2 separate regions of the Homo sapiens genome follow, and region 1 is linked to region 2. A link is a contact called in ENCODE Hi-C or POLR2A ChIA-PET data. All regions are on one chromosome and are shown on one strand. The core of a region is the stretch at or near the end of the contact, and the rest is flanking DNA. Distances in the headings are between cores, read along the strand shown.

Region 1 (5,684 bases), core at 1,230-3,729, 170 kb before region 2:
AAATTTTATTTACAGAAAAGTCATACAAATATATAAAAATTATATTTAATCACTCATTTAACAAATCACATTCATGAAAAAGAATAAAAATACATAAACTTGGCTGGGTGCAGTGGCTCACACCTGTAATCCCAGCACTTTGGGAGGCCAACGGGGGTAGACTGCTTGAGGTCAGGAGTTTAAGATCAGCTGGTCAACACGGTGAAACCCCATCTCTACTGAAAATACAAAAATTCACTGGGTGTGGTGATGCACACTTGTAGTCCCGGCTACTTAGGTGGCTGAGACACAAGAATCACTTGAACCCGGAGGTGGAGGTTGCAGTCAGCCGAGATTGCACCACTGCACTCCAGCCTGGGCGACAGAGCGAGACTCTGTGTCTCAAAAAAAACCATAAACCTACAAATGTCCTGAAAATTCCATGACAAGTAAATGCTTCCTAATTTGTATTTGCTATGTTCCTTAGCTTACAGTGAAAACAGAAGTACTGTTTTAGTCTCCATATTTCCTCAATATATGTATCTATTAGCAAAATGCTTTCACAGCAAAGAAATTTTATTTAATGATGGCCAATTTTACATCTAAAGCTGGTAACATTCAAAGTGTTAAAAAAAATCCATCATATTGGTGTTACAAACACTTCATTATTTTTTCAACTAACTATATTAATTAGTTCCCTGAAAGCAGATTGTAGAGTTTTACGATCACAAAATAATTATTCATTTTCTACTAAAATGAAATAAAGATATAAATCACATTTGGCCTTAAAATTAATTTATGTGAGTACTTAATGTTTCTGGATCTGTTTTCTCATCTGTAAAAGAAGGTTAGATGAAAACATCTAGTCTCAACTAGTTTTAAAACTCTGTTAATTTTATAATAAGAAAACAGCAAAACCATATGGTCATACCATACTTTAAGCCAAAAACGTTTGATAAATTAGATGTATACAAGCTAAAGGACTCAGTAATTATTAGTTCACATAAGAGGTCTCTGCTTTCACTCCAGAATTAGCAGCCTCCAAAAATTTTTCAAAAACATACTTGATATTTATTGAAAATGAAAATTCATCATGTTTCTGACATAAGATACAGGGATATAAGATTATGTCTTATATTTCTACTAAGAACCATAGTTATCTCACTGATATTACGATAAAAAGCATAGTATATATGAAACCATTTAGTTCTTAGGCAATTCATAATTCTAAGATATTTCAGACGTTTTGAAAGTATTCAAATAAACAATATGGTTATAAATAGGTCCACTTTTTTTTTAGTGGAATAATGTGAAAGACTGGACTTTATCTCAAGGAGGCTTCAGAAACTATGTAATCCAAAACCATGTAGCTACAGTTAACTATCATATATTGATGAAAGTAAGTATTTGATATAAAAATGTTACCTGATCAATTATAGAATTTAGCTTGGTAAGTAATAGAAATCCTCGACCATGGACAAGGTACTGTCCAAGGGTTGCCATGTGCGTCTCCTCCTCTTCTTCCTCCCTGGCCTCCACCCTCTGGACCACTGCATTGCAAAGCCGGTTGACATCGGTCAGAAATTCACGTGCCAGTGAGTTACTGTCGGTGCTCATGACCGAGCTATAAAATAAGTATTACAAAAAAAAAAGATTAGGAAAACAAATACAAATTTACTTTTAAAACTATGTGTTTTTGTTGTTTGTTTCTAACTGAAGATTGGCTTAAAATTACTGGAAATTGGTACTTAACCCTATAATATTTTCAGGCATAGTTCTGACCTAGTCAGGTGCTTCTTAAATAATTCCTTCCATGGCGAAATGAGTCCCAGGCTTGAAATACCTGAGCATAGCTGAGAATAGGTAAGTAACAGCACCTGGATGGAAAACATTTTCTCTTTTTAAGAGAGAAGACTTTCTTTCTTAAATACAATAAAAATAAACCCATTACTTATAAAATGTTCTTGCTTTATATATTTTATAATAAATTGGTATTTTAAAAATATAACCCATTTTTCACTTGATAGAGCCCACAATCACTGACCCATCCTCCCCAAACACCAAAGTTCAGTTAATAAAAAGGATTTCCAATCAGGTGAATAAAAACTGAAAAATTCTAATAGCTAAAGTTACGCCACTTCACTTCTTATGACATATTTAAATCAAATAAAGGGTAATGTGACATTTTAAGATTAAGGGAAATAAGCTACAGCAAACAGAATAGGGGAACATAAATACAGAGGAAAATGTACAAATTTCCAGAAGGGAAAAACCATGAACAACGAAATCCCCAAGGAGTTTCAAAATAGTTTCATCTCTGGGCTAAAAGTAATTTTGAGGTATCCAGTAACCTTTAAAAGATATTTAACATAGAGATGTTAAGTTAAATAAGACATGTATTGCCTCACCTCCCTTCACCCGCTTCAGGGGGAAGCCCTCCCCACAGTCCCTGCTGAGAGGGCAGTGCACATATGACTATGCCTCTTGCCAAGAGGCACAGTCAAGCTCTGGGCCCCAGTTCAGCTACAATCCATGCTCATCACAAGATGTGACTCGTATAGTGTGGGTTGCAAAGAGGAACTGGACTAATCAGGTTTTCTTTCTCTCTCGGGAATTTAAACTAAAGGGATATAGTTGATGTCCTGAAAGGTCACGCAGAGATGGGGCTGTGGTAGTCATTATGAGGTAGCTGAGGGTCAGAAGAAGCCAACCAGGTAAAAATGAACCAACGGGATACAAAGAGAAGTAGATAAAAATGAAAGGGAAGTACCAGAGAAATTCCTAATACTACCTTAGTTCCTGTTCATCCTGGGACCTCACAGTTTAATTCTTTGATTCCCATCAAAATTCTAGGTATTACAGTAACTCTCTTTTAGTATAACAAACATCAATATTTTTAATATTTTTGAATATTAGAAAGGAGAAAAATATAAAGTGCATCTCTCATTCTAAAATACGGCAATAACCTCTATTATATATTAATATTGGTTCTTTATATGCTTTCAGAAAGTAAAAGTATTAAATAAATCCAATAACCTAATTTATATTCAGTTCATATTTATCCAACTTTAATATATTTCATTGAATCTGTTCATAATTTTAGGATACATAATTACTTAGTACACCACTAAAAAAGAATTAAACTATGACACAATGCTTCTTATCACATAAAATTTCCCCACAATATCACCTTCTGGGCCATCAAGACCATTCATGCCACAGCACTTAAGAGTACTGCAGTATCGTTTCTGGGATTTTCCTTCAAAGCTACTAACGTCATTCTATAAATTTATATGCTGGTGCTTTCTTGATCTTACCAGATGGTATCAGCAGAAAGTTTCAGAAAACAACCAGGAAAACATTTAAAAACTCAACAGGTATAGTACCAGCAATGCACAGAAGTCTGCTGAAGCACTGACAATGTGAAAGTCTATGATCAAGTGCACTCATGTGCAGGCCAGGTCAACTACTTCACAAGTGCTTATAAGACACTATCCATTGCAAGATACACTGCAACTTTAGAAACATTAAAAATGTGAAAAACTGAAAAATTATGGGAATAATTAAGTCTATCTTCTAGAAATTAAGAAAATGGAAATCAATATAAATTTTTAGATATAAAAGTTAATGCCATATCAGTAAAAGGCATTATAATCTCAACAGAAATGTATGTTTTTTCCTGATTTAAAAATGTACCTAAAATATATACATGTTTATATGAATAGGTTAGTGTATATACATGATTACTTGCTTTTATTTAATTTAGATATATTGAAAAACATTTCACATGAGCTCTCACTCTTTAATAGCTGTATGGCATACTGCTACATGTAAATATTACATATATAGCATTATATTATAGTTTACTATGTAGCCAATCTCTTATTTTTGAATAGATTGTTTCTAGCTTTTTATTATCATAAACAAAGCTACAATTAACACCCTTATACTACTTGCCCCTTTATCTTATTACTTCCTTGAAGTAGAAATTGCCGTTATTTCATAAGGTAGGTTTTACATATTTCTTGTTAGGTTTACTCCAAGGCGCTTTATATTTTTGCCATTATTATGAATGGGATTTTGTTTTCCGTAACATATTCTAGGATTTAAAACTGGTATATAGTAGGCACATAGGAAGTGGATTTCTTTTGATATAATAATCATATATCTAAACTTCTGAGCTTTTTTATTATTTTGTTTTGAATTTCCCAGATATAATACTCTATAATCTACAAATAACAAAAATTCTGAATTATCTTATCCAATATTCATACAATTTCCATTATTCTATCTAATTGTATCAGTTTGCACTAACAGAACAACATCAGTTGTGGTGATGGGGACACTTTTGCTTTGTATATTAGGAAGTATTCACCTCTTCCTAACAGAAATATTGAATTTAATTGAATGACTTTCAGTCATTTTTAATGTCAACTGAAGAGATGATTGCACGGTATTTTCTTTAAATTTTTTCTAATATTTAAAGTACCCAGAAACAAAGAATATATAACATGAGGTTATAGCCAACAACCAGATATAAATAGTATACTGTATATATCCTTTTGTAACTTTGCTTTTTCCTCTTAATGTTATGTTCATTCCATTAAACCATCATGCAATATACCATTGTATGAATAAACCACAAACTATACATCCATCTCTACTAAGAAAAGTTTAGCTGTTTTAACTTTGGGGTTTAACGAATGTCAGATAATTATGTAGTTTCAAGCCTTCAAAATCATGTTGATGGTTAATATTTATTACATTATATACTTACCAGTCTTTCACCACTGCTGTGACATTTACAGTCTATATCATTTGGACTCATAAACTAGATGAAACAAATATTCTTAGAACAAAGCTTCACCTACAAAAAAAAAGACATATTAATCACAATAGTAAACCACAAATAATTTTAACAAAGTTGTGACATAATCAGTGGCCAGTCTTCATACATGATGTATGAAACCACCAATGAAATTTTTAGATCTTAGGAGCACACTAAAAAAATGCCTACTTCAAGAATTCCTCTTGAGAGGGAATCTTGGAACATAGTGATCTGAAAAAGCAACTCAATAATAGCTCTCTACTTTTCCTCTTCCAGTTCTTAACTTAAAACCTCCAGGTAAATCACAAGTTAACTGCAAAGGAGAATTAGACCAGTCTTCTTAACACTAGAATCTAGGAGGCAGCGGAATATCTAAATACTATCACGACAAAAAGGTTTTCAACTCAGAGTTCCTAGGTACAGCCATTACTTTCCTGTTAGGATGAAAGGTATTTGAGGATACATAAGAACTTAGACAATACCAAAGCCAAACATTAATTTATTAATCACCATCAAATTTCATATCTTTATTGAAGTTTTTAAATGAATTAATCTTTTGAGTAGAATATAATGAAGGTTATTTCTAGAAGACTAAAGGATAAATTTCTATTTCTGGGATAGCAACAGGATATTTCTCTTTAGTTACCTGCTCTCCCCTTCTCTACAGTGCTTACCAGGAAGAAGCATGAAGAATGTTTCCTTATCATAGTTATGCGGCAAACATGAAGATATTTTGAATTATAAGTTTTAAAATCAGATTGATTTTTAAAATTATTTTTATTTAAAAAAAAATGAGATGGGGTCTTGCTGTGTTGCCCAGGCTAGTCTTGGACTCCTGAGCTCAAGTGATCTGCCCACCTCGGCCTCCCAAAGTACT
Region 2 (5,617 bases), core at 2,507-5,006:
CCCACACCATACCTGTATCTCACTGACTCTAAGGAGCTGTTCCTTGTTTATCTCTCTGGAAAAAATCTCCTTAACATTTAGTCAAGAAGCATCTACTCGGCCAGGCACAGTGGCTCACACCTGTAATTCCAGCACTTTGGGAGACCAAGGAGGGAGGATCACTTGAGTCCAGGAGTTCAAGAACTGGGCAACACAGCAAGACCTATATCTATAAAAAATAAAAACTTAGCTGGGTGTGGTGGCATGCACCTGTGGTCACAGCTACCTGGGAGGGTGGGGCAGGAGGATCTCTAGAGCCCAGGAGTTTGAGGCTGCAGTGAGCCATGTTCAGGCCACTACACTCCAGCCTGGGTGACAGAGCAAGACCCTGTCCCCCAAAAAACAAAACGAAAACCCAAAAAACCAAGAAGTACCTACTTGACTGTGCTGGGGGATGCACACAGGAATAACCCATAGCACCTGCTGTCAGGGAGCTCACAGTCTGGAGGGAAGCCAACAGCTGAACACACACTTTGCAATTCAGTGAGTGGCTGCCTTGACAGAGGGAGATAGCAGCTACACAGAAGAGACCGTCCACAAGGCATGGAGAGCCAAGGAATGCCTAGGTGCTTTTTTAAAAAATATATAATTTGTATTTCTCTTTTTAATTCTGTCCATTTTCACTCCATGTATTTTTTTTTTAAGACAGGATTTCACTCTGTCACCCAGGCTGGAGTGCAGTGGTGCAATCTCAGTTCACTGCAACCTTAACCTCCCAGCTCAAGCAACCCTCCCACCTCAGCCTCCTGAGTAGGTGGATCTACAGGCATGCGTCACCACACTTGGCTAATTTTTTGCATTTTTAGTAGAGGTGGTGTCTCACTAGGTTGCCCAGACTGGTCTCGAACTACTGAGCTCAAGTGATCCATCCATCTTGACCTCCCAAAGTACTGGGATTACAGGTGTGAGCCACCAAGCCTGGCCACTTCATGTATTTTTTTAAGTGGCAGGGTCTTGCTATGTTGCCCAGGCTGGCCTCCAGCTCCTGGACTCGAGTCATCTTCCTGTCTCAGACTCCTGTGCTTTTTTTTCTGAGATGGAGTTTTGCTCTTGTTGCCTGGGCTGGAGTGCAGTGGCGCGATCTCGGCTCACTGCAAACTCTGCCTCCCGGGTTCAAGCGATTCTCCTACCTCAGCCTCCCGAGTAGCCGGGATTACAGATTCTTGCCACCATGCCCGGCTAATTTTGTATTTTTAGTAGAAATGGGGTTTCACCATGTTGGTCAGGCTGGTCTTGAACTCCTGACTTCAGGTGATCCGCCCGCCTCAGCCTCCCAAAGTGCTGGGACTATAGGCATGAGCCACCATGCCTGGCCTCCTCTCTGCTTTTTTTTGATGAGTAGAAGATTGTGGTTGAATAGGTCTAGGGTAGGGCTCAACTGACTTCTCCTGTTAAGAGGAAGAATAAATATTTTCGGCTTTGTGGGCCATGAGGTCTCTGTTACGACTACGCAACTCTGTGGTTGTAGCATGAAAGCAACCATGTTTCATACCTCAATGAATGAGTGTGGCTTTCCCAATAAAACTTCATTTACAAAAACAAACAGTGGGCCAGATTTGGCCTATGGGGACTGTAGTTGCCAACCCCTGCTCTAGGCATTACCAGTTATGTTAAGGGGAAATATGTACTTATTTGTATATATGTTTACACATGTGTACATTAATTAATATATACTAAAATGTTAATTAATAATAAAAAATATACTGTAATCACATAGACTAGAATATTATATATTTCTCAGAATTTTGCACCTGGGAATGTTTTTGACTCTCAGTTCCATTACTTTTTTTTTTTTTTTTTTTTTAAATTAGAGTCTCACTCTGTCTTGCACAGGCTGGAGTGAAGTGGCCTGATCTCAGCTCACTGCAACCTCTGCCTCCTGGGTTCAAGCAGTTCTCCTGTCTCAGCCTCCTGAGTAGCTGAGACTACAGGTGCCCACCACCATGTCTGGCTAATTTTGAATTTTTTTGGTAGAGACGGGGTTTCACTATGTTGGCCAGGCTGGTCTCGAACTCCTGACCTCAGGTGATCCACCCACCTCGGCCTCCCAAAGTGCTGGGATTACAGGTATGAGCCACCATGCCTGGCCTCAGTTCCATTACTTCTGGTGTCACCTTGTACATGTCAATGATACAGATTAAGCTGTGCCTCCTGCAGCAGTGGAACAGGGATGGCAGTAATAACAGATCTCACAGGACTGTTTGAGGAGTCAGTGGGAGGTGACGAGACAAGGCACACAGAGACATTTCGAGCTCTGCACCCAGATGTTCATTTGCGACTGGATCCTCGCAAAGCAGACACAGTGACATTCCATAAGTGTGTTGCCAGTGAATATTTGAAGTACCTTTGTCTGTGTTGCCAGTTCTCATGTTGGTTTGCTTAACGTGGTTGCTCCCTTGGTGAGAAGCAGTTAGCATGCCAGAAAAGTATTTGTTGAACCCAGCAAGACAAAACCATGCATGCTTTTCTTTTGTCCCAGAGGCTAATTAATATAAAAAACAAAACAAAACATTTGAAGTAGGAAGCACCAAACAAAGATACAAGCAAGCCATCTGGTTAGAATAAAAAATGTCTGGCTGGGCACGTTGGTTCACGCCTGTAATCCCAGCACTTTGGGAGGCCGAGGTGGGTGGATCACCTGAGGTCAGGAGTTTGAGACCAGCCTGGCCAACATGGAGAAACCCCGTCTGTACTAAAAGTACAAAAACTAGCTGGGTGTGGTGGCGGGTGCCTGTAATCCCAGCTACTCGGGAGGCTGAGGCTGGAGAATCATTTGAACCCAGGAGGCAGAGGTTGCAGTGAGCCAAGATTGTGACATTGCACTCCAGCCTGGACGACAAGAGCAAAACTCTGTCTCAAAAAAAAAAAATCTGGTTTTGTTCACTCTTGAATGTAAAACGTGTTTACTTCCACAAAATTTTACGTTGGCATAGGGTTTTAGAGTTTTCATATAAGCTGTTTCCATTCACAGATATGTTTCATTTGATTCTCATTGCAATCCTATGTGATAAGCAACTGCAGTTTTTACACCAAATGAGAAAACTGAAACTCAGAGAAGTTGAGACTCCTTCAGGCCACAGCACTGGTTGGTGGCTCAGAGACTCCTTCAGGCCACAGCACTGGTTGGTGGCTCAGTTCTAACGAGAACCTAGGTCTCTGGGTTTGTGGTCTAGCCCCGCCCTTCTGGTCTGGCATCTGGCGTCCACATTGCCAGTGCTTAGACGGCTCCCTCACATTGAACCTGTTACGACAACAGCGATGTACACACAGTACCTTAGCTCATTCACCAAAATTACCTGTGCATCCAGAGCCCCATTTTCCTACCAATCACATCTGCATGTGGTGGTGCTTTTCCAGTTAGAAAACAAAACTGGTGTCCTGTGTGCTGTCAACCAAACAAAACTTTTCATGCAGTAAGCGTTGTTCCATTTTATGTGGCCGACAGAGTTGTGTTAACAAAGTATTTGGTCAGCATAGAAAATCTCAAGGGCTCTAGAATTTACAGTGGAACTTTGAAGTACTGTATCTTGAACTTGTAAAAAGGAGGGGGAACCTCAACTGTACTCAGGAAATAGAATCTCAAGTGAGTTTATAAAAAGCTGTGATCTCGGTGGACTTTCTGGGCCAGCAGACAGTGGGAGCAGCCCAGGGGCTCTAGGGAGAGTCCCCTGCTGAGTGTCCCTGGCCCCCATGGGAAACTTTCCATTAAAGGCCTGGTGGATGGGGTGGGGGTAGTGGGGATGCTAAAGACGCATTTCCTGAGCTTGTTTCTGGTTGATACATTGATGACTCAGACAAGCGTCTTCTTACTCATCTAGTTCGAGCTGCTAGGGAAGAAAGCATTCAAGACCTGATACTTATCTGAGGAGTGGCAGGAAGTCTGGGGTGACTTTTCTCAAGGTGGGGGGACAAAGAGAATGAGAGGAAAATGAAACAGAGTGTAAACCAAAAATAAAATTCCAAGTCCGCCTACCATCGGAATGGACCCCTCCTCTCAGCCGAGGGCATTCCAAAGTCAACCTATGAAACTACTTCAGGCCATGAGAGGAAGGGGAGGGTTGGCCACGTCTCATTACCATTAACATCAACATGGACCTTAAGACTGAAAGAACAGGCCGGGCCCTGTGGCTCTCGCCTGTAATCCCAGCGCTTTGGGAGGCTGAGGCGGGTGGATCACTTGAGGTCAGGAGTTTGAGACCAGCCTGGCCAATGTGGTGAGACCCCATCTCTACTAAAAATACAAAAATTAGCTGGGCGTGGTGATGGGCGCCTGTAATCCTAGCTATTTGGGAGGCTGAGGCACGAGAATCTCTTGAACCCAGGGAGTGGAGGTTGCAGTGAGCTGAGATTGCGCCACTGCACTCCAGCCTGGGTGACAGAGCGAGACTCTATCTCAATTAAAACAACAACAACAACAACAGCAACAACAAAACCTGGCAGAACAGACTCTTTAAGTCTGATAAGAAACATCTACAATCTGTTCTCTCTGAAGCCGCCTACCTGGAGGCTTCATCTGCATGACTAAACCTTGGTCTCCACAAGCCCTTATCATAACCCAGACATTCCTTTCTATTGGTTCCAGGTTTTTAGATAATAACTCAACCAATTGACAATCAGAAAATCTTTGAATCTGCCTATGACCTGGAAGCTCTCCCTCCTACACTTGGCTCCCAGTTGTCCCACCTTTCTGGACCAAACCAACATACATCTTACCTGTATTGATTGATGTCTTATGTCTCCCTAAGATCTATAAAACCAAGCTGTAGCCTGACCACCTTGGGCATACGACATCAGGACCTCCTGAGGCTGTGTCACAGGCATCTCCTTAACTTGGGCAAAATAAATTGTTAAATTGATTGAGACCTGTCTCAGATACTTTTTGGTTTACAAGAAGGAGAACTAAGAAGAAAGTACATTCTTGACCTTGGATTTGCATTCCATTCCCTTGCTTGATTAAATTGGTTTCTCTGTGTTCATTCAAATAAATGACAATTGTAGCCTCTCATATACTCAATAGAGTGGAGAGAGGGGAGGTGCTCACAGATGTCAAGACTCTCTGGAAAGAGACGACATGCAACCGTGGGAGAACCCATGGGCTACTCAGAATGGAACTTGTTTGGGAAGGTGCTATTTATTCAGCATCTTCCTGCACAGAGTCCACGCCCCACTACAGAGGCAGCTACTCCCAGGGCCTACACGGGTTCTGAGCATGCACCTCTGGGACACACATCTCTGGACAAGGTCACTCAGGTGCAGTGAACAGTCCCTGGTCTCTGCTGGCTTTGAGATTTTTTTTTTTTTTTTTTGGAGACAGAATATCACTGTCGCCCGGCCTGGAGTGAAGTGGTGCAATCTCAGCTTACCGCAACCTCTGCCTCCCGGGTTCAAGCGATTCTCCTGCCTCAGTCTCCCAAGTAGCTGGGATTACAGGCGCCTGCCACTGCGCCCAGCTAATTTTCTGTATTTTTAGTAGAGACGGGGTTTCATGATGTTGGCCAGGCTGGTCTCGAACTCCTGACCTCGTGATTCACCCGCCTCGGCCTCCCAAAGTGCTGGGATTACAGGCTTGAGCCACCAC

Evidence for each region. Hi-C counts contacts between places; a loop is a spot of excess contacts on that map. ChIA-PET counts read pairs that join two places held with the same protein, here RNA polymerase II (POLR2A). Pooled maps may share reads with other maps.
Region 1: a pooled map shows a loop between it and region 2 (3-fold over the local background). The contact joins two enhancer-like sites. A Hi-C loop is called at or near these places in 2 of 50 pooled maps. POLR2A ChIA-PET finds 5 or more read pairs at or near these places in 3 of 52 experiments (BJ, CD4-positive, alpha-beta T cell and Panc1).

What each region holds. Positions count from the first base shown.
Region 1 is chr1:235,828,822-235,834,505 of GRCh38, forward strand. LYST (lysosomal trafficking regulator) reads right to left here. Exons shown (of 53, transcript NM_000081.4): 2 at 4,757-4,846; 3 at 1,405-1,603. The coding sequence starts at 1,596. Among named protein-coding and RNA genes, the nearest start is that of MIR1537, 21 kb to the right of the region's middle. Within about 2 kb of position 2,480, at least 2 of the 41 ENCODE cell types and tissues checked have a DNase peak (open chromatin) inside an H3K27ac peak, as active enhancers do.
Region 2 is chr1:235,995,780-236,001,396 of GRCh38, forward strand. All of the region lies in intron 12 of NID1 (nidogen 1), which reads right to left. Among named protein-coding and RNA genes, the nearest start is that of LINC02768, 26 kb to the left of the region's middle. RefSeq lists enhancers at 3,447-4,646, 3,548-3,597, 3,638-3,707. Within about 2 kb of position 3,757, at least 13 of the 41 ENCODE cell types and tissues checked have a DNase peak (open chromatin) inside an H3K27ac peak, as active enhancers do.